2 separate regions of the Homo sapiens genome follow, and region 2 is linked to region 1. Evidence: read pairs that join two places in POLR2A ChIA-PET (ENCODE). Cell type or tissue: GM12878. All regions are shown on one strand. Each heading gives the region's core, and the rest is flanking DNA. Links, peaks and the distances in the headings are about the cores only.

Region 1 (12,531 bases), core at 4,377-9,376:
GTGAGACATCTCTTCACACCACAAGGATGGCTATAATAACAAGAACAAGTGTTGGTAAGGATCTGGAGAAACTGGAACCCTCATCTATTGCTTGTGAGCATGTGAAATGGTGGCACCACTTTGGAAAACAGTTTGGCAGTTCCTCAAAATGCTGAACATACGGTTACCAAATTACTCAGGAATTCTACTCCTAGCCATATATATACCAAGAGAAATGAAAACGTATGTCCACATGGAAACCTGTACGTGAATGCTCATAGCAGCATTATTTATAGTGGCCTAACGTGAAAACAATCCATGTCCATGAACTGAGGAATGGGTAAACAAAATGTGGTATAGCCATACAATGGAATCTTTTCAGCCAGAAAAAAGTAATAATTACTGATGATAGATGCTACAACATGGATGAACCTGGAAAACAAGTGAAGGAACCCTGTCTCAAAAGACTATATATTGTATGAATCCATTTATACCAAATGTCCAGAATAGGCAAATCCATAGAGACAGCAAGTAGATTAGTGGTTGCCTGGGGTTGGAGTGGGCTTGAGGGTGGGGAATGGGAACAAGGAATGGCTGCTGATGGGTATAGGGGTCTTTTGGGGGATGTTGAAAAGGCTGTAAAATTAGATAGTTGTGATGGTTGCACAATAGTATTAATACAGTAAAAAAACCATTGAACTATATACTTTATTTTTGTTATTATTATTTTTGAGACAGGGTCTTGCTCTGTCACCTAGGCTGGAATGCAGAGGTGCAATCATGGTTCACTGCAGTCTCCACCTTGCCAGGCTCAGGTGATCTTCCCACCTCCACCTCCCGAGTAGCTGGGACAACAGGTGTGCACCACCACACAGCTAACTTTTTTATTTTTTGTAAAGATTGGGTTTCTCTTTGTTGCCCAGGCTGGTCTTGAAGTCCTGGCCTCAAGTGATCCTCCTGACTCAGCCTCCCAAAGTGTTGGGATTACCAGTGTTAGCCACCACACCTGGACCAAACTTTACACTTTAAATGGGCAACTTTTTTTATGGTATGTGAAATAGATCTCACTAAAGCTGTAAAAGAAATAAAAATATGACCCAGTTTTGAATTCTAGTTCAATTACTGTTGCTGATCATACCAAGCTCATTCTCTCTCAGGATCTTTGCATTTGCAAAGATGCATGTCATGAGATCATTACCTCAAAACGTTGCACTACTGGCTTCACATAATTTAGGTCTTCTGAATCTCTTATCCAGTGTTGCACAATCTCCCCCTACTCCTGTCAGTCATGTCAATTACCCTATTTTAGTTTTCTCATAGCTTTAATCATTACTGAAATCCTCTTGTTTCTTAATTTACTAGTTTCCTATCTGCCTCTCCCACTAGAATAAAAGCTTCATGAGAATAGTCTTAGTCACAGCTCTAGCCTCATGTCTGAAACAGTGTCTGGCACACAGTAAACACTCAGTAATATATGTTGGATGTTGGATGAATGAAAGGTGGCTAACCTCCAAGTTTCACTTAATCTCTCTCAATCTTCATTTCCTAGCTACAAAGTGGCATTATAATAAAAATTACATTTAGTCCAGAGGATTGGTTTAAGAATTGAATAACAGTGCATGCAAAAACATACCTCATAGGCCAGGCACAATGGCTCAGGCCTGTAATTCAGCACTTTGGGAGGCTGAGGTGGGAGGATCTCTTGAGGCCAGGAGTTCGAGACCAGCCTGGGCAACGTAGTAAGACCCTGTCTCTACAAAAAACTAAATTTTAAAAATTAGCTGGGCATGGTTGGTGCATGCCTGTAGTCCTAGCTACTGGGGAGGCTGAGCTGGGAGGACTGCTTGAGGCCAGGAGTTCGAGGCTGCAGTGAGCTATGATCTCAACAGAATGACACCCTGTCTCTTAAAAAAAAAAAGTTCATAGTAGACATTCAATAAATGTTAATAATAATTATTGTTACTATTAATACCACAACTACTACTCTCTAGTTAAAATGCTCCAGATGAGGATAATGAGCACCTAAACTAAGTATTATCAATGGAAAAAGAATGCCTGGGTCCCATCTTCAAAGCTGGACAAGCTTTGCATTCAAGGGCCTTAGAATATGGCCCCTCCTTAAACTAAATAATAATAGTTATAGTTATTATTGGATCACCTGGATTATAAAGAAGAGAAAACAATAAAAAATAAATAAGGTGGCCAGGCACAGTGGCTCATACCTGTAATCCCAGCATTTTGGAAGGCCGAGGTGGGCAGATCGCTTGAGCTCATGAGTTCCAGACCAGCCTGGGCAACATGGCAAAACCCTGTCTCTACAAAAAATACAAAAATTAGCCAGGCGTGGTGTGCCTGTAGTCCCAGCTATTCAGGGGGCTGAGGTGGGAGATTGGCTTGAGTCCAGGAGGCAGAGGTTGCAGTGAGCTGAGATCACGCCACTGTATGCCAGTTTGCTCAATAGAGCCAGACCTTGTCTCAAAAATAAAATAAATAAAATAAAATAAAGGAGGAAAAGGAGGGGAAAAGAGAGAAAGACTAAAGAAAATTGCCCTAAAAAGAAGAGAAAAGGAGAGAATGGGCAGATCTTACATCTATTGATCATAATCCATTAACTTTTTTCCTTTACTTTTGTTGATATATAAAAGGTGTACATATTGGGAGGGTACATGTGATAATACATTCATATAATTTGTAAAGATCAAATCAGTGTAACTGGGATATCCATCACCTTAAATATTTGTCTTTTAAAGAAGAAAAGACAAATATTTAAATGCTAGAGACATTTAAATTATCCTCTTCTAGCCGTTTTGAAATGCACAATTGGCTAGGCACCATGGCTCACGCCTGTAGTCCCAGCACTTTGGGAGGCTGAGGTGGGTGGATCGCTTGAGGTCAAGAGTTTGAGACCAGCCTGGCCAACACGGTGAAACCTGTCTCTACTAAAAATACAAAAAGGCCGGGTGTGGTGGCTCACACCTGTAATCCTAGTACTTTGGGAGGCCGAGGCAGGTGGATCACCTGAGGTCAGGAGTTTGAGACCAGCTTGGCCAACATGGTGAAACCCCGTCTCTACTAAAAATACAAAAATTAGCAGGGCATGGTGGTGGGCGCTGGTAATCCTAGCTACTCAGGAGGCTGAGGCAGGAGAATCGCTTGAACCCAGGAGGCGGAGGTTGCAATGAGCCAAGATTGTGCCATTGAACTCCAGCCTGGGCAACAAGAGCAAAACTCCAACTCAAAAAAAAAAAAATGCACAATTGATTGTTGTAAACTATAGTTTACAATACAGATCATCCTACTGATCTATCAAACATTAGGTTTTCTTTCTTCTAACTGTATATTTGTACATTAATCAACCTCTGTTCACCGTTCCCTTCCCCTTCCATTAACTTCTTATCCACTTATTAAATATTACACAAGAATTTAGTGAGCTTTCATTGAGTACAGATACTTGTACAAGAATTTAGTGAGCTTTCATTGAGTACAAATATATCAAGCCACTTGATATATCTGGCTCTTCCTTGGTGACTTAAAAGATCCATGTCATGAAGTCATCAAAGCATAAATCTGAACCACGTGGGGAGTGAGGCTGCTGTGTGGAAGCAGGTCATGCAGCCAGGGACTGACTTGTACCTACTGATCAGCAACCACATCTAGGCTTGTCACATTTGTAATACTCCTCCTCAAAAGTCAGACAGAGTCACTGAAAGTTCTCCTTCACTGTCTTTTGTGAAGGAAATGATATGTTATAGTGGCATATCCATCAGGAAAGTTATGATTATGCTACGAGAACAAATGACCCCCAAATCTCAGTGGCTTACAACAACAACAGTTTTTATCCCATTCATGCTGCTTGTCCACGTTAAGTCAGCTGTGACTCTGCTCCAGTTTATCTTCCTCAGAGACCCAGACTGATGCAGCCACTATTATCTGAAACATCACTGGTTGTCGTGAAGAGGGAAAAGAAAAATGGTGAACCACACTGTGCCCCAAATCAACACACACATCACTTTCACCCACCTTTCATGTGCCATTGGAACGCTGCTGTCCCCATCCTCTCGGGATTTGGCCCTAGGATGTTCTCCCATGCCTGGAAATTCTGGTTATGCACTTGCTGTGCTTTCCCATCTAGAACAGATCTCTGAACTTTGACCTCCCTTCAGACCTCTAACCCCTGACTCTGAACTAGACTTTTCTTTCTGGATTCAAGTGCACATCGCTCTTCCTCTACAGATGACTCCACCCTAGCTCTCCCTCTCTCCCCAACATTTTTCTCCCAACCTTTTGTGCTCGGAAGCTGCCTTTACCTTCCCACCAGCACCTGAATCTTCCAAAGCAACAGGCCCAGAATAAAGGAGAGGGGGACACTGGAGGAAATGCTTCTGTGGTTTCCTTCCCTGTGGAGTTTGACACTCCTAGCTCCCTGTCCTGCCTGTCTCGTTCTTCCTCCTTAGAGGAGTGACTTAATCTGATTGATGAATGTGTGAAGACGACACAGTCTAGCACCTCCCTTCTTCCCCTATGTATCTGCCTGCGCAGAGTGAGGATATCATTGCGCCCTGCTCCTCCAGTGGGCCGGGTCTTCTTTCTGACCCAACCTCCCTATCCCAGCATGGGAAGGCCTGCCTTGGTCAAACGCTGTTACTTGTGACGGGGTGAGTAAGTCTACATCACCTTCAGCTGTCTACCTTCAGCTGTACCATTAGCTTTCACAATAAACAGCCTTTATCAGTAATCAAGGTGGTTATGGACTGAATAACAACCTCTCAAATTGATATGTTGATATCCTAACCAATACAAGGTGATGGGCAGGGCGCAGTGGCTCAGGCCTATAATCCCAGCACTTTGAGAGACCAAGGCAGGCGGATCACTTGAGGCCAGGAGTTTGAGACCAGCCTGGCCAATATGGTGAAAGCCGTCTCTACTAAAAATACAAAAAAGTACCAAAAAAAAAAAAAAAAAAAAAAAAATATATATATATATATATATATATATATATATATCAGCTGGGCGTTGTAGTGCATGCCTGTAGTCGCAGCTGCTCGGGAGGCTGAGGCAGGAGAATCACCTGAACCCGGAAGGTGGAGGTTGCAGTGAGCCGAGATCATGGCACTGCACTCCAGCCTGGGAGACAGAGTAAGACTCCGTCTCAAAAAAAAAAAAAAAAAAAAACCAACAACAACGACAACAAAAAAACTAGGTGATGGTATTAGGAGGTGGGGCCTTTGGGAGGTGATCAGGTCATGAGGGTAGAGTCCTTATGAATGAGATTAGTGCCTTCAGAGAGCTCTCTTGCTGTCTTTCTGCAATGCAAGCAAGGATACAGCAAGAATTGACTGCAACCTGGAAGATGCCCTTACCAGAACTTGACCATGCTGGCACCCTGATCTAGGATTTCCAGTCTCCAGAACTGTGAGAAATAAATTTCTGTTGTTTATAAGCCAACCAGCCAATGGTACTTTATTATAGCAGCCTAAACTGACTAAGACAAAGGTGATATTTCGGTCTCCATCTGCTCATTCTTTGGTCTCATTTCTCATCTTGACCAGAGATGGAAAGTGGGTAACAGAATGTTACTAATGAGATCTTCTCAGAGGCCAAGAAGGGAAATAATTTAAAAGACAACTGTGTGTCTCAGCACTAAGAAAGGAGCTTTACAAATGTTAGTTTATTTAATCCCTACAGGGGATTAGTGTTTATTATTGCCCCATATCACATAGCAGGAAACTGAGGCTCAAAGTTAAGAAACTTGCCTAAGTTCTCGTAGTGAGTGTCAGATGTCTCTCTAATTTCAAAGCCACTGCTTAAGAGCTTGTCTTTGAGTGACACCAAGACACTCATCAGGGACTGAGGCAGCAATCTCATCTCTCATCTTTTTTTTTTTTTTTTTTTTTGAGACAGGGTCTTGCTCTGTTGCCCAGGCTGGAGTGCAGTGATGCAATCATGGTTCACTGCAGCCTTGACCTGCTTGGACTCAGGTGATCCTCCCCCCTCAGCCTACCCAGTAGCTGGGACCTCAGTTACATGACACCACACTCAGCTAATTTTTGTATTTTTTGTAGAGATGGGGTTTCGCCATGTTGCCCAAGCTGGTCTCAAACTCCTGGGCTCAGATCACCTGCCCGCCTCACCCTCCCAAAGTGCTGGGATTACAGGCGTGAGCCACCACTCCCGGCAGCAATCTTATCTGAATACCTTATCATAACTAACTGAGCTGGCAATTGGGCAACACACAAGGAAGGCAAAGATGATACAATCAAAGGACAAGAAGTAAGATGATTATAAAATTCTTGGCCAAAAATCATCAAGGAATCTATTTTTGCCAGTTATCTTGGAGACTTTGAACAAACGACCTCCCCCGTCCCCAACTTATGTTTCAGCACCCCTAGTTGTAAAATAACTTAATAATACCCATTCCTACTTAAGTCAGAGGACATGTCATGTTTCTCTGAGCCTGACCTCAGCACAGTTGTCCCTATACTCCTACTTGCTATTGAAAAACAAATGTATGATCTATTGTCTTGGGTGGTACATGGAGTGAAAACAATTATAATGAATATTGAATGAGCTTAACAATATATGAAAACCAGAAGTAGTGAATTGATGAACAAGATAGTGATATTAAAGTGTCAGGCTGGGCGCGGTGGCTCACACCTATAATCCCAGCACTTTGAGAGGCCGAGGCAGGATCACTTGAAGCCAGGGGTTTTTCTAGAGATGGGATCTCGCTATGTTGCCCATAAAAAATTAGCAAGACATGGTGGCACACGCTGTAGCTCCAGCTACTTGGGAGCCTGAGGTGGGGGGATCACTTGAGCCTAGGAAGTCAAAGCTGCAATGAGCTATGATTATGCCACTGCACTCCAGCCTGGGTGACAGAGTGAGACCCTGTCACAAAAAAAAAAAAAAGGAAAAAAAAAGTCAGCCATAGGTATCTGATCCTTTAGACAGACAAAGCTTTGCTCTGACCCCTGAAGGACAGTCAACTGGCCGGCTGAACCACAGTCCCTCTTTGCGAGCCAACAAACTCCCCAAATGCCAAGGGACCTGGCAGAGTTTCCAGGAGCTCAAACCACTGCTACTTTCTTCTTATCTTCTCCACAAAAACTCAGAAAGTGCAGGGGCACCCCACAGGCCACTAAGCACATTCCCAGTGGTCCTCCAGGGAAATCTGATGCTAAAAAAATGGACCTTTTCCAAAATAGGCTCAAGCCAGATGAGGAATTACAGAAAGGACAGCCGCCCATGGAAAATACCCTGCCTCTGAATCCCCAGTGTCTTCATTAGGGAACTGAAAACACAGGCACACCAGCTGGTCTCAGCTGCTTTGAAGCACAGTGGCACAGTGGAAAGAGCAAGGCTGTAGGACTGGCACCAGGGATGAGCCTTCTAGTACCCAGCCCTGCCAAGTTCTAGCTGGGTGATCTTGGCAAAGGTACTTAACTTCTCTGGGACTCACTCTCCTCACTTGTTGAACAAGGTTTGACCAGACTGTGATATCTTCTGGTTCTAACATCCTTTCTCTTTCCTCTTTGGATTAGCATTTTACATTTGAAGACAATTAAGGGAAATTCTTGGCTGCTATGTTTTGCAGAGACCCTGCTTGATATGGTTTGGCTGTGTCCCCCACCAATCTCAACTTGAATTGTATCTCCCAGAATTCCCATGTGTTGTGGGAGGGACCCGGGGAGGGGTAATTGAACCATGGGGGCTGGTCTTTCCCGTACTATTCTCGTGATAGTGAATAAGTCTCACAAGATCTGATGGGTTTATCAGGGGTTTCCACTTTTGCTTCTTCCTCATTTTTCTCTTGCTACCACCATGTAAGAAGTGCCTTTCACCTCCCACCATGATTCTGAGGCCTCCCCAGCCATGTGGAACTGTAAGTCCAATTAAACCTCTTTTTCTTCCCAGTCTCAAGTATGTCTTTATCAGCAGCATAAAAATGGACTAATACACTGCTACTCCAGTGATCATGCCTCTCTCCTCTTCATATTCTTCATTGGCTTCCCTTTTCCCATGAGGGTAAGCCAAAATTCTTTTGATTGGCCCATGCCTCTCAATCCAGCCAACCTCCTCTCACCCCTACCAGTCACATATTTTATTCTTTGGCAATATTGGACTACTTGTACTTCCTCCTAATACCCTGACTGCAATATTAAATATTTATTGAGCATGTACTGTATGTTAGAAACATTTATAAACCTTTGCACATACTGTTTGCTTTGCCTGATATGCCTTGGGTTAATTATGGTAGAGCTTGCTGCTGTAACAAGCAAGCTATGAAATGTCAGTAGATTAACACAACAGAAGGTTATTTCTTATCCATGTAACAGCTGCATGTAGCCTTCCACCCAGGGTCCTTCTATTTTGAAGCTCTGCCAGCCTCTCAGCTTCAGAGGCCTTCGCTTCCAGAGCTGGCAGCCAGGAAGGAGAAGGAAGCAAAGGCAAACTTACGTCTTTGTCTGTCCCAGCAATGACCAACATCACTTCTGCTCACATTCCACTAACGAGAACTGGTCACCTGCCCCCATGGAGATGTACGGGGAATTGGAAGTTGTTTGGGCCAGTTCCATAAACGTAATACTGTGCAAGGACAGCACAAATCTTTGATTTTTTTTTTTTTTTGAGACAGAGTTTCGCTTTTGTTGCCTAAGCTGGAGTGCAGTGGCACAATCTCAGTTCACTGCAACCTCTGCCTCCTGGGTTCAAGTGATTCTCCTGCCTCAGCCTCCTGAGTAGCTGGAACAGCAGGTGCGCACCACCACACCTGGCTAATTTTTGTATTTTTAGTAGAGATGGGGTTTCACCATGTTGACCAAGCTGGTCTCAAACTCCTGACCTGCGTCAGCCTCCCAAAGTGCTGGGATTACAGGCGTGAGCAACCATGCCCGGCCAAATTTTTTTTTTTTTTTTTTTAGGAGACGGAGTCTCACTCTGTCGCCCAGGCTGGAATGCAGTGGCATGATCTCGGCTCACTGCAAGCTCCGCCTCCCGGGTTCACGCCATTCTCCTGCCTCAGCCTCCCGAGTAGCTGGGACTACAGGTGCCTGCCACCATGCCCAGCTAATTTTTGTATTTTTAGTAGAGACACGGTTTCACCGTGTTAGCGAGGATGGTCTCGATCTCCTGACCTCATGATCTGCCTGTCTCGGCCTCCCAAAGTGCTGGGATTACAGGCATGAGCCACCGTGCCAGGCCTCAAATCTTTGATTGTTAAGTAGCCATCTCATGCCTTTCCTCAACGTGGCAAAGGTTTATTCACCCTTCAGACCTCAGTGCTACCTCCTTTGTGAAGTGCTACCTCCTGTGTGAAGCCTTCCCTGACCTAGGTAGGCAGATGTAGGCCCCCTCCTTTTCCTGGTCCCACTGCACTTTGCACTTTTCTCCATGATGACATTCATCACGTTGTACTGTGTAGTTTACATGCTAGTCTCCTCAACTGGACTGTGATCCCTGCGATCACGAATCTTATATTTTTATTTCTGTGTTCTGACAGTTTAGCATAGTGAATAGCAAGGAGTAGTTTTACAATGATATTGAACAAATGAATGAATATAAATAAATAAATAATTGAATTAAATAGTGAGCAAATGAAAGAATCAATGAATGATTATCCTAAAAAGAAGCTGGTTTTTACAGAGGAGGAAAGACCCCAGTTAAAAGAAAAAAAAAAGGTGATTCAAGGTTATCCATTTTTTAAAATAAGCTATTTATATAAATATTACTATTATAATTAACATTTTGCATTAACATTTATTTAGAACCTTTCTCTCCCATAAGCTCCATGAAGGTAGGGACCTTATATCTATTATTCTTTGCTCTGACTCCAGCATTTAGCACACTGTCTGGCTCATATTAGGTACTCAACAATTATTTTGGAATGAACAAATGGAAAAGAAATGAATAAATAGATGAATGAAGATTGCACCCTTAACCCAATAATTCACATCCTAAGTGCATAACTTGGATTATAATAGGAAAGCATAGATGGACCAGTGAAAAGTTACCACCATAGGCTGGGCACGGTGGCTCAGGCCTATAATCCCAGTATTTTGGGAGGCCAAGCCGGGTGGATGACCTGAGGTCAGGAGTTCGAGACAAGCCTGGCCAACATGGTGAAACCCTGTCTCTACTAAAAACACAAAACTTAGCTGGGCATGGTAGCACATCTGTAATCCCAGCTACTTGGGAGGCTGAGGCAGGAGAATTGCTTGAAACTGGGAGGCAGAGGTTACAGTGAGCCAAGATTGTGCCACTGCACTCCAGCCTGGGCAACAAAGTGAGATCTTGTCTCAAAAAATAAAAATAAAAATAGGCCGGGTGCATGGCTCATGCCTGTAATCCCAGCACTTTGAGAGGCCGAGGCGGGTGGATCATGAAGTCGGGAGATCGAGACCATCCTGGCTAACATGGTGATACCCTGTCTCTACTAAAAATACAAAAAATTAGCTGGGTGTGGTGGCAATGCCTGTAGTCCCAGCTACTCGGGAGGCTGAGGCAGGAGAATTGCTTGAACCTGGGAAGCGGAGGTTGCAGTGAGCTCGGATCATGCCACTGCACTCCAGCCTGGATGACAGAGCAAGACTCCATCTCAAAAAATAAATAAAATAAAATAAAATAAAAAGAAAAAGAAAAGAAAAGTTACCTCCATAACTAGAAAAATGGCACAAAGTGCATGTCAGAACCTTACCAGTGTTCCCTTGTACATCATCCTCTTTATATGAGATGATAACAAACATTATTTGAGGAAGCTAAAATCTCAATGGGAATGCTAGCCTGTGAGTAAATGAGGACAAATGGATGTCTCTAAAATAGCTGAACTATGAAATAGCCTTTGTAAATTGGTTAATGAGAGAAACAGGAAGAAAGAGTGCAAACAGTAACGGAGTCATGACAACCGTGAAAAATACATTGATCGAGAAAAGACGAAAACATTTAAAAATATTTTATGAAGACATATTGCAATGAGCTAAATGTTTATGTCTCCCCCACATTTATATGTTAAAACTTAACCCCTAAGGTGATGAAATTATGCAGTGGAGCCTTTGAGAAGTGATTAGGTCATGAGGGCAGAACCCCCAGGAATGGGATAAATGCATGCCCTCATAAAAGAGACCCCAGAGAGCTAGCTTGCCCGTTCCACCATGTGAGGACACAACAAGAAGACGCCCTCTATGAACTAGAAGGCAGGCCCTCACCAGATGTCAAATCTGCTGATGACCTGATCTTGGACTTTACAGCCTCTAGAACTGTGGGCAATACATTTCTGTTGTTTACGAGTTACCCAGTTTATAGTTTTTTGGGATAGCAACACAAACTGACTAAAACAGATATGAAGACAGTTTTTCAAATGTTTATAACACATTTATTCTTTTCATAGGTCCCATGTGAGAAAGTTTGGTTTAGATATGCCACATGGCTTTGGGCAGATGACTTGCCAGATTTTGTAATGAGAACCATCTGATGAGAAGAGCAACATGCAAGTGTGTTCGCAACTTACAATCAGCATGTCTGCATGGGCTTGGTCCAGGTATCTTGGAACTCTGGAAAGTCCTATGTGTGAACAAGTTAAGTTCCAGTTTGGACTGATTTGTGGTAATAGTGAGCTTGAGGGATGGACTTTTTCCAGAAACTGACCGAGACATTAATGGTAGGTTTGGTCATTAAATAAACTGAAAATAAGTTAGCATATTTATTTTCCACATCTTTGACGACATACAAGAACAGCACTGTCTGCCTGCTCTAAGGAGCTCTCTGTTTTTCCATGTGGCAGAAACTGCTGTGAGCTGAGCATGGAGCTAGACTGTACTTCCTAGCCTCTCTCAACATGTAGGGCCATTGACTGAGCTCAGTCAAAGGCATGTGAAAGTGATGGGTGCCAGTTCCAGATCTGGCCCATAACAGTCCTCCTGTGCAGTTATCTGCAGGCTCTCTTTTCCACTGGCTGGATGGAAAGGACTCTGGGAACCCCACGGAAGACAGAGCCCCAAGATGGAAGAAGGTTATATGCTTGAATTACTGCATAGAATCAAATCACCACATTCCACACACCTCCACCTCTACCAATCCGTATTGGACCTTGACAAGAACAATATTTGCATGGGGTCAAACCATTGAAATTTGGAGGTCATTTCTTATAACAATTAGCCTATCTGACCAATACAACCCCTTTGCCCAACTTTCCTCTTGGTCACAAGTAGAAAGAAAGACTAGAGTAAATTTCTGGAGTCTCAGTGCATGGCTTCAGAGGATCTAGACAAAAGAAGGCATCAGCAGCCAAGCTCAACATCAAGGAATTTTGCAGGATTCTGGAGTGAATTTTAAAGCCTTAGAAATTCCCACAGAGCTGAAGCCATGTATCTCCTTATCTCACTGTCTCCTCTGGACATTTTTATATTCTTGGGAGAACAGTGAATAACCATCTCCAAACTAGTTCTCGTGTGAAACCCAACCCAGCCTATGTGATTTATTTAATATGTTTGGAGTCTAGTCAATACCACACTTAAACCTGTCTTGTTTTTGTCTTTTGTTAAACATGGTAATTAAAAA
Region 2 (12,531 bases), core at 2,671-7,670, 63 kb before region 1:
CGGTTTCTTGACACTACATAATAACAGAAAAAAAAAAAAATCAACAAAAAATCTGGCAGTTTCTCCAATAACGAAATCATAGTTAGCAAATGACCCAGAAATTCCACTGCTGGACATATACCCAAGAAATGAAACCATGTCCACAAAAAACTTGTATGAATGTTTATTATAGCAGCATTATTCATAATAGCCAATAAGTGGATATAATCCAAATGTCTATCAACTAATGCAGGGATCCCAAACCCCCAGGCCACAGACCAGTACTGGTTCCTGTAAGGAACTGAGATGCACAGCAGGAGGTGAGTGGCGGTGGGTTAGCAAGCATTACTGCCTGAGCTCTGCCTCCTGTCAGATCAGCATAGGCATTAGACTCTCATAGGAGCACCAACCTACTATGAACTGCACATGCAAGGGATCTAGGTTGGGTGCTCCTTATGAGAATCACTGTTGTTGTTGCTGTTTTGGTTTTGTTCCTTATAAGAATCTAATGCCTGATGATCTGAAATGGAACAATTTCATTCTGAAACCATCCTCCCCCATCACACCCCATCCATGGAAAAACTGCCTTGCACAAAGTCAGTCCTTGGTGCCAAAAAGGTTGGGGACCACTGTACTAATAAACGGCTAAACATAATGTGGTATATCGATACAACAGAATACTTACCAGCAATAAGAAGGATGTAGTACTGATACATGATACAATATAAACTTTGAAAACAACATCCTAAATGGAAGCCAATCACAAAAGGCCATAAATTATATGATTCCATTTATAGAAAATGTCTTAAATAGGCAAATCTATACACACCAAAAGTAGTTTAGTGGTTGCTCAGGGATGGAAGAATAAGTGGATAATAGCCAAAGGCTACAGTTTTCCTTTTGAGATTATGAAAATGTTCTAAAATTGACTGCAATGACGGTCACATCTGTGAATGTACAAAAAATCCATGAATCTAATACCCTAAAGTAGAAGAACCGTATGGTACATAAATTACATCTCAAAAACACTGTTACATTAAAAAAAAAAATCAACCAACAAATAATTATGTTCAAAGAATTAGAGGAAATGATCCCTAACTTAAAATTAATCAAAATACTGATACTCAAAAACTATTAAAAACTATTAGGCAACTCAGATTCTGTAATAAACTGCACTCTATAAATTTTTCAAGGTCTCATTAAAAATATTACCTATAAAATCATAAATAACTTCATAATAAAAATATTTTAAAACTCAAAGATTTAAATAAAAAGCTTTCTACTGTTACAAGTCTTTCCAAATATAATACCTCCACCCTAGATATAACCAATTTCACTTAAGACACTCTCAGATTTTGCTGAAACTCATTGAAAAAAATACAGAATGGACTTAAAACACTAATGTGACATTCTGAATATGGCCAGTATGACTCCTTACAGTCCTAAACCAAAACTGCACTAAAAAGAGAAAATTAATCAAAATGGCTAGTTAATTCACTCATTTACTCATTTAATAAATATTATGCTTGGACTACAAGGATGATGGAGGAAAATTCCATACATTCTATGGAGTTTTTGGTCTAGTTGGGAAGATAGCTATTAATCAAGTAATTATACATTTTAATACATAATTACAGGAAGCCGGGCACGGTGGCTCACGCCTGTAATCCCAGCACTTTGGGAGGCCAAGGCAGGTGGGTCACCTGAGGTCAGGAGTTTGAGACCAGCCTGGCCAACATGATGAAACTCCGCCTCTACTAAAAATACAAAAATTAGCCAGGCGTGGTGGTGCGCACCTGTAGTCCCAGCTACTTGGGGGGGCTGAGGCAGGAAAATTGCTTGAACCTGGGAGGCAGAGGTTGTAGTAAGCCAAGATCGCACCACGCACTCCAGCCTGGGCGACAAAGCGAGACTCCATCTCAAAAAAAAAAAAAAAAAAAAAGCCGTAATTACAAACTGTAAAAAATGATAGATAGGTACACACTGCTATGAAAGCATTTAAAGGCCAGGGGAATGGGTGCCAGAACAAAGGGGAAAGGGGGGTCAGGCAGGATTTCCTGAGAAAGTGACATTTTAGCTGATAGCTCGAGAATAAACAGGAGTTAGATTTTATGACTTTTCTGATGGAACTTCTTAATCAAAAGGGAAAAGGGAAGAAAGAGGACAGTGACAGGAAGGGAAAAGAAACATATCCAGGGTTGTTTAAAGTAGCTTATTATACCATTTCTATGTATATAAGACAACTTCTTTAACAAAAAATACATAGGTGATACTGGCCATAATAAATATTAGTCATACTAAAAAAAAAAGTAGGAATATTTTTAAAGTATTAAATACTAACATTTACAAAACCAAAGTTTACACCAAACCCAATTATCTTCCTTCTAAACCTACATCTTCACATAAATATAAGATTCCATAAAAGTCCTAACAAAAAGGTAAATAATTTAAAAATCCTATTATATGAAGGGAAATACTATACTTATAGAAAGATTAAACTCTCAATTTTTTTTTTTTTGGAGACTGAGTCTCCCTCTGTCACCCAGTCTGGAGTACAGTGGCACGATCTCAGCTCGCTGCAACCTCCACCTCCTGGATTCAAGCAATTCTCGTGCCTCAGCCTCCCAAACAGCTGGGAGCACAGGCATGCACCAACACATCCTGCTAATTTTTGTATTTTTAGTAGAGACGGGGTTTCACTATGTTGGCCAGGCTGAATTCCTGACCTCAAGTGATCCACCCACCTCGGCCTCCCAAAGTGCTGGGATTACAGGCACGAGCCAGTGCACCCGACCAACTCTCAATTTCTTAACCTTATAAACAAGTAAGTCTCAAAAGAAATGTGCAAATCACCAATGAAACCAAAAATAAAATCTCATTTTAACTCTTAATAAGCATTTAAAACAACTGCTTAACAATAACTTCTCAGTTTTTTGGCTAAGAACAAGAATAAAACAACTGCTAACAAATCATGTTACAGTCAGTTGACCCTTGAACAATGTGGGGCCTAGGGGCGCCAACTCCCATGCAGTTGAAAAAGCCATGTATGACTTTTGACTCCCATAAAACTTAACTGCTAATAGCTTACTGTTGACTAGAAGCCTTATCAATAACATGAATAGACAATTAACACATATTTCATGTGTTACGTGTATGACATACTATATTCTTACAATAAGCTAGAGAAAGGAAAATGTTATTAAGAAAACTATAAGGAAGAGAAAAAATATTTACTATTCATTAAATGGAAGTGGATCATCACAAAGGTCTTCATTGTTGTCATCTTCACGTTGAGTAGGCTGAGAAGGAGAAAGAGAAGGGATCGACCTTTCTGTCTCAAGGTGGCAGAAGCAGAAGAAAATCACGTGTAAGTAGATCTGCAAATTCAAATCCATGTTGTTCAAGGGTCAACTGTATTTAAGTTCCACAATTCTTTCCCATCAGATAGCAAGAATAAGCAGTTAATGAAGGAAAACACTTAGCAAGAGACCAAAGAACTCTGGGGATCAAGTCGTACGTTTTTACATTAATATAACCATGAGAAACTCACAGGCCTACAAGATATAACACTCTATTCCAAAAGAACTAAACACAGAAAGATTTCTGCTTTTGAATATGACGGAATAGTCTGTAGCAGATCAACACTCCCTCTTAAACTAGAAAAACTGTATTAAATAGGGAGAAAGTTCTTAAAATATCAGACTTTCTGAGGTAGCTAAGACTTGAGGTGGCAAGAAACTCACTGAAGGGTATCTGACATTCTGTGCAGCTTTCCCTTTCAAGACATGTCACCTATTTCTTTAATGGCACAGGCCAAGGGGCTAAGAAGCCAAAAAAGGACAGCCACTAGGAGGCAGAGAAGTCAGCAAAGCTTTTGGCAATTTCATGGGAGTAGGGGGACAAAACTTGGTAGCTAAGTCTTGAGGAGTCAAGATCCCCTAGTGAAAGAAGGCACAGAAGAACAAATGTGACACTCAGTACTGATTTTCCTCTTAAGGGATTTATCAGCTTTTAAACTGCACATAGCAAAAGGCTAAAAAGCCAGCAGAAAGCAATTAAAAAGGAAGAAGGAGCTTTTAAAACTCTCATGGGTCTGGAAAGAAAAAAAGCCAGAGAAGCCCTAAAAATACCCAATCTCTTAATTGAGATCTCTAGGGGGCTACCAAGTTGGAAGCAAACTACAGGTAGAACAAGGTTTATAAGGCTGAAAACCCAACCTCAAGTCAGCTCAGTCCTTGACAGTTGCAGTGATCTCTATCTGCCTGCAAGAAGATGGGTGAATCTGAAGACATGTGAATCCTATCTGGGGAAATGTATCATTATAGATACAAAATTTGTATCTAAAATTCTGCATATAATGTCTGGCACTCCATCAAAAAATTGCCTAATAATAATTATTACTATTATGTTATTATCCACATGTAATAATTTATATAATATACAATAGAATATATAATTAACATACATTAATATACAAATATATTAACTATTATTATTATTTGGCCTAACAAGATGCAAAATCAAAAGGAAAGAGATGATGGAAATAGGCCTATAGGTGATACAGATATTGAAGTTTTCAGACACAGACTTTAAAGCAATTTGATTAATATGCTCAAAAAATACATGACAAGAGATTTTCACATAATTAGAATCTATCTTAAAAAGAGAGGATGAAATAATTCTAAAACTAAAAAATACTATAACTAAAATTAAGAATAGATGGGGTTAAAAAGCAGATTGGACATAGTTAAATTCAGAATAAGTGAACTGAAATACAGTCAAGTAAAAACTATCCAGAACGGATAAGAGGAGGAAAAAAATCATAAAAATAACAGAAGAGAGCAGGAGACATATGGGGGATAAAAAGTATAATAAAGATTTAATTGGAGTCACAGAGCAAAGGAGACAAAAATGGGGCAGAAACAATATTTTTAAAAAGTCAAAATTTTTTCACAGCTGATCAGTCATACTACAAATTCAAGAGGTGCCAGAAACGCCAAACAGGGTACAAACAAAACCATTCTTAGGTGCATCACTGAAAGCTGTTTAAACTTAAAGAAAAAGAGAATGACAAAAAGAAAGGCAGCTGAACAAGAAAGTCATACTACCTTCCAAGAAGCAACAGTAAGTCTGACGGCTGATTTTGCAACAGAAACAATGGAAGCTAGAAGACAATGAACTGAGATCTTTAAAGTGCTTCAAGAAAATAACAGCTAATAATGTAGAACTGTACAGTCATTTAATATATTCTTCAAAGATGAAAATAAATAAATTTCAAACAAGCAAAAACTGAGAATTCAGTACCACCAAACTCCCTAAAAGGAGTTCTTCAGACAGAGGAAAATTAATCTCAGATGGAAGCATGTAAATACAAAAGGAAATAAAGAACAATGGAAAGGGTAAATATTAACTGTACAAAACAACAGTCTCTGGATTTAAATGTAGACGTGAAATGCATGACAATGACAACATAAAAGCAGGAGAGTGATAAATGCTATTAAAGTTTTCTAGGGTCCTAACAATGTCTGAGATGTTGTTTTTCAAAATCCTAATGAATATGCAACTCTAATGTACCACAAGAAAGCTTGTGGTGATCTAGCGTAACCACCAAAAGAACAGTAACAGAATATATAACTAACAAGCTAACAAAGGGAGGAATAAAATAATATTTTTAAAACACTTGATTAATCCAAAAGAAGGCAACAATGGAGAGAAAATAGAATATAGAACAAGTAGGACAAACAGAAAACAATAAAATGACAGACATAAACCCAAATTTATCAATAATTATATTTACCATTAATGAGCTAAATATATTTCAGATTTAATTAAAAACAGGCAAACAAAAATCTGTTTATTCTTAACAAGAAACAGACCCCAAATATAAAGCTACAGGAGCATTAAAAGCAAAAAGGAGAGAGAAAGTTTTACCATGCAAGCAAACAGCAGCCAAAATAAAGCAGGTGTAGCTAAGAAGACTTTGAGGCGAGAGACAAGTGTTACTAGAGATAAAAAGGGACATGTTATAATGATAAAGAGCCAATGTACTAGAAAGATAAGTTTGTATGTGCCTAGTAATATGACTTCAAAATACATAAAGCATACAGTTTAGTTCTTTATAGAACTAAAAGGAGAAATATACAAATCCACAATCACAGTAAGACACATTTGACACTTAACCTCAAGACACCTCTCTCTGTAATGAATAGAAAAAAAGGCAAAAAAAAAAAAATTCAGTAAGGATAGAGAAGATTTGTACAACACAATAACACAATTTACAAACTTGAACTTAACAAAGTACATAGAAGACAGTAGTTAACAGCAGAATGCATAGTCTTTTCAAGGGTACATAAACATTTATAAAAATGCTGAGCCATAAAATAAGTATCAATAAAGGTCTGAAACTATTCAGAGTGTGTTCTCTAATCATAGTGAAATTAAGAAATTAGTAACAGAAAGATAACTAGCAAATCCCCAAACGTTCAAAAAGTAAGCAATACATTTGTTAAAAAAAAAAAAAAACCTACAGGTCAAAGAATAAGCCAAAATAAAATCTGAAAAACATTTTTGCATAAATGATAATGAACATGTAACATACCACAATTTGTGGGATACAGCTAAAATGTGTTGAGAGGAAACCCTATAGTCTTAGGACTAAACATAGCCTAGTTTTCCAATTATTATTAACAACCAATTCAAAATATAAGTTATGTTAGGGTACTTCAATCTAGTTAGCTGCCATTCAACAACTTTTTTAGGGACAGATTTATATTAGACTACTTAAATTATTCCTAGATAATGACTATGATATTTCCTTTCTCTTTGTATACTTTTTTAAACATGGATTAATCTTAATCAGTAAAATTTCATCATAAGCAAAACCCATTAAACAAACAATATCTTTGTTTATCTACAGCATAAATATACATACACAGTATTCTACAGAATGTTACTTTGACTTCACAGATTTTTAGAAATATTCGTAACCAAGTCCTGAAGTTCTCATTAAACAACAACAAAAAAATTTTCTAACTGAAACATCTTCCCAATGTGCAAAGATGTTAAAAAATATTTTCTTCAAAAGTCCCCCATATTAATAGATTTTAATACTGCTGGACTTCTCAGAGCTTTATCTGACCACCCCTTAATAAGCAACAATCTACAGAACCAGCCATTCACAAAACAAGCCCTGGGAAATCCGGTAGCAGAGAAGATACCCGGATCAACTATCCTAAGATTGAACCTATAAAGACCTAGAAATTTTATAAATTTTCTATTGTCTCTTATCAGAGATTTCTGACAAATGGTATTATAAACAAACAGTAATTAGGGATCTCTAAATTCTCAACTGTACATTCTTTGAAACATTTTATACATATTAAAATGTCTATAAATAGCTGTATCTCTAAAATTAAAGTCTAGAAAATCTTTCATATTTCCAAAAACGATTTTTGAATGACTGAAATACAGCAAACTCATTGCCACAAGTGGCTGAAATGTATCTTATCTACACGTAAAACATCACAAAGTCTTTGTATCAGGCCAAAAATCATTTATTAAAAATCTATTTAAATATTTACCTAAAAGTTAACGCAAATAATAGAACCATTTACCCATGTGCCCAAAAAATTGTACATAAACCTCTCAACATTTGATCAAGATAAAAAGTATTTCTACACAAGAAACTGACGCTCAGAAAAGAATCATAACTTGCCAAAAGTCACAAATATCTAATTCTAGGAATCAGCTCTGTAGACTCAAATTCTCATCCTGAGTACATTTCTTCCATCTTGAGTGTTTTTATTTTTCTGAAGTTCTAAGAGTCCCAGACTGAAAAACACAGAACTTTCAGTGGCCAGTAAGGTTCCCAAACAGGGCCAGTGTCCTTAAATCTCAGTTTAAGATAGGGAGAAAAGGGAGAAAAGGAAGGGCATAATAGTATCCGGTCTCCTGGGAGTTGCATGCCTCCAAACTAGTGGTTCACAAATTCTGGGTTGCAGGAGCCTACAGAATTATTGTAACAAGACCTCAAATCCATTTTCATAACCACCATTATCTGTACACCAAATACAATAAATATATTCTATTTTTCAACTATATGTGATTAATAAAATCAAAATTCACTTAAAAGCTAAAGTAAAGGGATAGAGAAGGAAGAAACAAAAAAGTTATTGGGAGCATTATCACTTTTGAATTATATAAGCATCCTCTAGACATCTCTACGGACCTGTCTCTGATTTAAATATGTTTTCTTCCAAATTACCAAGGATAATGCCAAAATGAACTCAGAGTAGTCTACACAGATAGAAGGAAAATAAACTGATACCTTTAATCCAGCAACTCAACATCTAGGAATTTATCACCAATGAGTTCAAAATTTTTTTCCAGGCTGGGTGTGGTGGCTGTAATCCCAACACTTTGGAAGGCCGAGGTGGGCGGATCACCTGAGGTCAGGAGTTCGGGACCAGCCTGACCAACACGGAGAAACCCCGTCTCTACTAAAAATACAAAAAATTAGCTGGGTATGGTGGCACATGCCTGTAATCCCAGCTACTTGGGAGGCTGAGGTAGGAGAATCGCTTGGACCCGGGAGGCAGAGGTTGCGGTGAGCCGAGACTGCGCCATTGCACTCCAGCCTGGGCAATAAGAGCGAAACTCCGTTTCAAAAAAAAAAAAATTTCTGTAAAGCAAAACTACCTCATGACTCATAATAGTCAAATAACAAGAAACACAAATGAAAATAAAATAAAACCACAAAGCCTAAATGTCTAATAACACGGGACCAATTAAACAAAATGACATAAAGTCATTACATGGAATATAATGTATCCATAATAAATTTTGGCTGGGCACAGTGGCTCACACCTACAATCGCAGCACTTTGGGGCACTGAGGTGAGAGGATCACTTGAGCCCAGGAGCTGGAGACCAGCCTGGGCAACATAGTGGGACCCCATCTCTACAAAAAAATTTAAAAAATTAGCCAGGCATGGTTGGCTGGGCATGGTGGCTCATGCCTGTAATCCCAGCACTTAGGGAGGCCAAAGCAAGTGGATCATTTGAGGTCAGGAATTCAAGACCAGCCTGGCCAACATGGTGAAACAGTGTCTCTACCAAAAATACAAAAATTAACCAGACGTGGTGGTGCACGCCTGTAATACCAGCTACTTAGGAGGCTGAGGCACAAGAATTGCTTGAAGCCAGGAGGCAGAGTTTGCAGTGAGCCAAGATGGTGCCACTAAATTCCAGTCTGGGTGACACAGCGAGACTCCATCTAAAAAAAAAAAATTAGCCAGGCGTGATGGCATGTGCCTGTAGTCCCAGCTACTTGAGAAACTGGGGCTGGAGGATCGCTTGAGCCCAGGAGGTCGAGGCTGCAGTGAACTATGATCATGCCACTGTACTCCAGCATGGGTGACAGAGCAAGACCCTGTCCCTTTAAAAAAAAAGAAAAAAAATACAATATAGAAGAATATTTAATAACATAAGGAAGTATTTACTATATGTTAAGGAGGAAAAAGCAAATACAGAACAGCAAACAGGACAACAGTAAATTGAAAAATACATACATCTACAGTAAAAGATCTGGAATGATAATAAACAGTATTTAAAGGGTGACTAGTAATCTTTAGGTAGTGATATCAAGGGTAATTTAAATTTTGTTTCTGTGGGTCCATATTTTACAAATATTCGATAATAAACATAGAGCATTTTTTACATCAAAATATATATTAAAAGATATATAAAATATATTTTAATATATATGATATAAAAAGTGTCTATTTTTTTCTTAGACATGGGGTATTGACGAGATGCTGTCTTTTTCTTTTGTAGAGACAAAGAAGAAAAGAATATATATATATTTACATATTTTTAACATAATAATATATAACTATGCACATATATTTTATGTAATAAAAATATATAAATATTTATATATTTTTTTTCTTTTGTAGAGATGGGGTATGTTTCCCAGGCTGGTCTCAAACTCCTGGTCTCAAGTGATGGTCCTGCCTCAGCCTCCCAAAGTGCTAGGATTACAGGCATGAGCCACCGTGCCTAGCCTATATTCATTTTTAAATGTGAAATTTTAAAATTAGTTTTGAAAAGAGTTGAAATAAATTCACCTTCTATTCTAGTTGTCAAATCATAACACTTGTACTCTGAACCATGAATCAATCACATGTTGACACAAGGTACTATTTTAAGTACTATTTGATTTTAAGTAATAAGACTAACAGGAAAAAGGTAAACACACTTAAAAATCTATCAGATTTTATCATCTAAATTATCTAAGTCATTCAATAATATGTAAACAAGATAAGAATCATTCTATACCAATGAAATTACCTAATATGTAAAAAATACTTTCAAAGTTTCTCCCAGTTCTCATATGAGTATACTAAAATCTTAAACATCAAGATAAAATCTATTTTTCCCTCTCTTGCTGTTCTAACCTTAGAGCGCTTATCTGTAATCTCAATTAGACATATACAATAGCCATGTATAATAATGAACAGCTTTCGTAACAGAAGTCAAAAGGCCCAATATGAGAACCTTATCACCTACATTTTCTTCCTCCTCATCATTATTATTATTGCAGATGGGGTCTCATTGTGTTGCCCATGCTGGTCTCAAACTCCTGGGCACAAGTGATCCTCCTGCCTTGGCCTCCCAAAGTGCAGGGATTACAGGTGTGAGCCACCCTGCCCTGCCCCTCTTACATTTTCAACTCTTAGACCTGGGCAAGTTAACTTACCTCCCTAAATCTCACTTTTCCTAGCTCTAAAATAGAATAATAATATTTATCTCATAGGGTTTTTGTGAAGACTATTATATCAAAGAACACATGCTAAATGCTCAGTACAGTGCCTGAAGAATAGAAAGTACTCAATAAGTGGTGACTGTTATTAAAGTCACAATGCAATAGTTTTTAAGTCAGAAAACCTGGCAAGCCTCTGGAAAACTATATGACCCTGGGCAAGCTACTTACCCTGTATGGACCTCAGTTTCATCCTCCACAAAACATATATAAAATACCTATCTTACAGGTATGTACCAAGAATTAAACAAAACTGTATACAAAAAGCATCTTGCATATATTAGGTGCTCACTAAATTGTAACTAGCATCATTATTAGATACAAAAATAAACATTTGAGTACAGGGATTAGCAGTTTACAAAATATTTTTATGTATAAGAGTATATGTAATTTTATGAATTATTTAAATAAGTGTATTTAATTATTAAATTAGGTGTAAATTTCAGAAAAAAAGTAAAATACAGGCAATCTCTAAGCACACAAAAATAAAAGGCCTTTTTTTAGTCTCAAAGTAAAAATGTGTTCCCTATAACTGAATCTGCTTTAACATTTTTAAAGTCCAAATAAATTAAAAAGAGTTGAAAGGGGAAATATTTGTTTTTTCTGCCTCTGGAAGAAGGGGAAAAGAATTCTAAGTCCTTAGAAAGAAAATAGAGATAAAATTGTTCAATTTTTTTTAATGACTTCACATTTCTTTACACAACTAAAATGTAAGTGCCTTTAATACAAGAGCTCTTTTAAAGTTCTGATTTCCTGTACTATATATACCTTTGTGCAGAAGCAGTAAAACACTATAGTTAAAGACCACAGACTGTGGAGCCTGACTACCTTGATTCAAATTCTGGTTCCATCTAGCTGTGTGACCTTAGGCAAGTTTAAACTTCTCCCTACCTGCTTCCAACATCTGGCAAACGGAGATTCCTCTTGGGATTGCGGTAAGGATTAAATGAGTTGATACACTTAAAAATGTTCATAAGAGAGCCTAGCAAATGGACGGCACATCATAAATGTTTACCATTTTTGTTACTGATTTATTACTGCCACCTCGAAATGCTTAGATCTATGCCAACAAATATTTGCCACTTTGTGGACAATTTCAACAAATGTCTTTAACCTAAAATGAGACCTGTTTAAGAAGTACCTTAATATGGTTTCCACTGCCAGTAAAGATACAACAATTGCTGCTAGAGGGGATTTTAGGGCAAAGGTAAGTAAAGTCAACCCCTTTCCTACATCTTCTGTCACACAGAGAAGTAATATCCTTGCTTGCTTATAGAAGTTCAGAGCCAAGAGTTTTATAATTTAGGCATGGCACACACCAACCCAGCAGACACAATATTCTCCAACTCCAGCTCCATAATACTCAACTATACTCCTTCAAAGAAAAAAGCTTAGATTACTCTTCTAATACTTTACTTTAAATACAAATTATACTGCATTTGTCAATAGAATGTCATAAGGATTAAACAAGATATAGTAAGTGGAAGTGTATGAAAGTTACGTATGTATTAAATACTATTTTATGTATGTACTTGAGAAAATTGCAGCAATGTATTTCTCCAATCTCAAATTGTTGCTTTCTAACTCCAAAACTAGTGTTCTGCCCACTGCAAACCAGGGGCCAGAGTAACAAGACACAAAAGATTAAAGTTGCCATCCCACTAAATCATTTCCTGCTTGAAATGTACTTTCTTAAAATGTCTATACAACAGATAACGCGGATGGTACTTG

The links. ChIA-PET counts read pairs that join two places held together with the same protein. Peaks named below come from ENCODE experiments on the same cell type or tissue, not always from the same donor. Only the 100,000 strongest peaks of a DNase experiment are listed, where the experiment ranks them.
Region 2: POLR2A ChIA-PET joins it to region 1 with 6 read pairs; 4 of 35 experiments call an interaction of 5 or more read pairs at or near these places.

The regions. Positions count from the first base shown.
Region 1 is chr7:131,267,986-131,280,516 of GRCh38, reverse strand. It overlaps a transcript of MKLN1 not described here. Among named protein-coding and RNA genes, the nearest start is that of MKLN1-AS, 54 kb to the left of the region's middle. In GM12878, for the core only: no CTCF peak of the experiment used is centred there; a DNase peak (open chromatin) is centred at 7,316.
Region 2 is chr7:131,329,666-131,342,196 of GRCh38, reverse strand. The region is part of intron 1 of MKLN1 (muskelin 1); the gene reads right to left. LOC124901747 (a long non-coding RNA gene) reads right to left here and starts at 2,552. Exons shown (of 2, transcript XR_007060525.1): 1 at 809-2,552. In GM12878, for the core only: no CTCF peak of the experiment used is centred there; no DNase peak of the experiment used is centred there.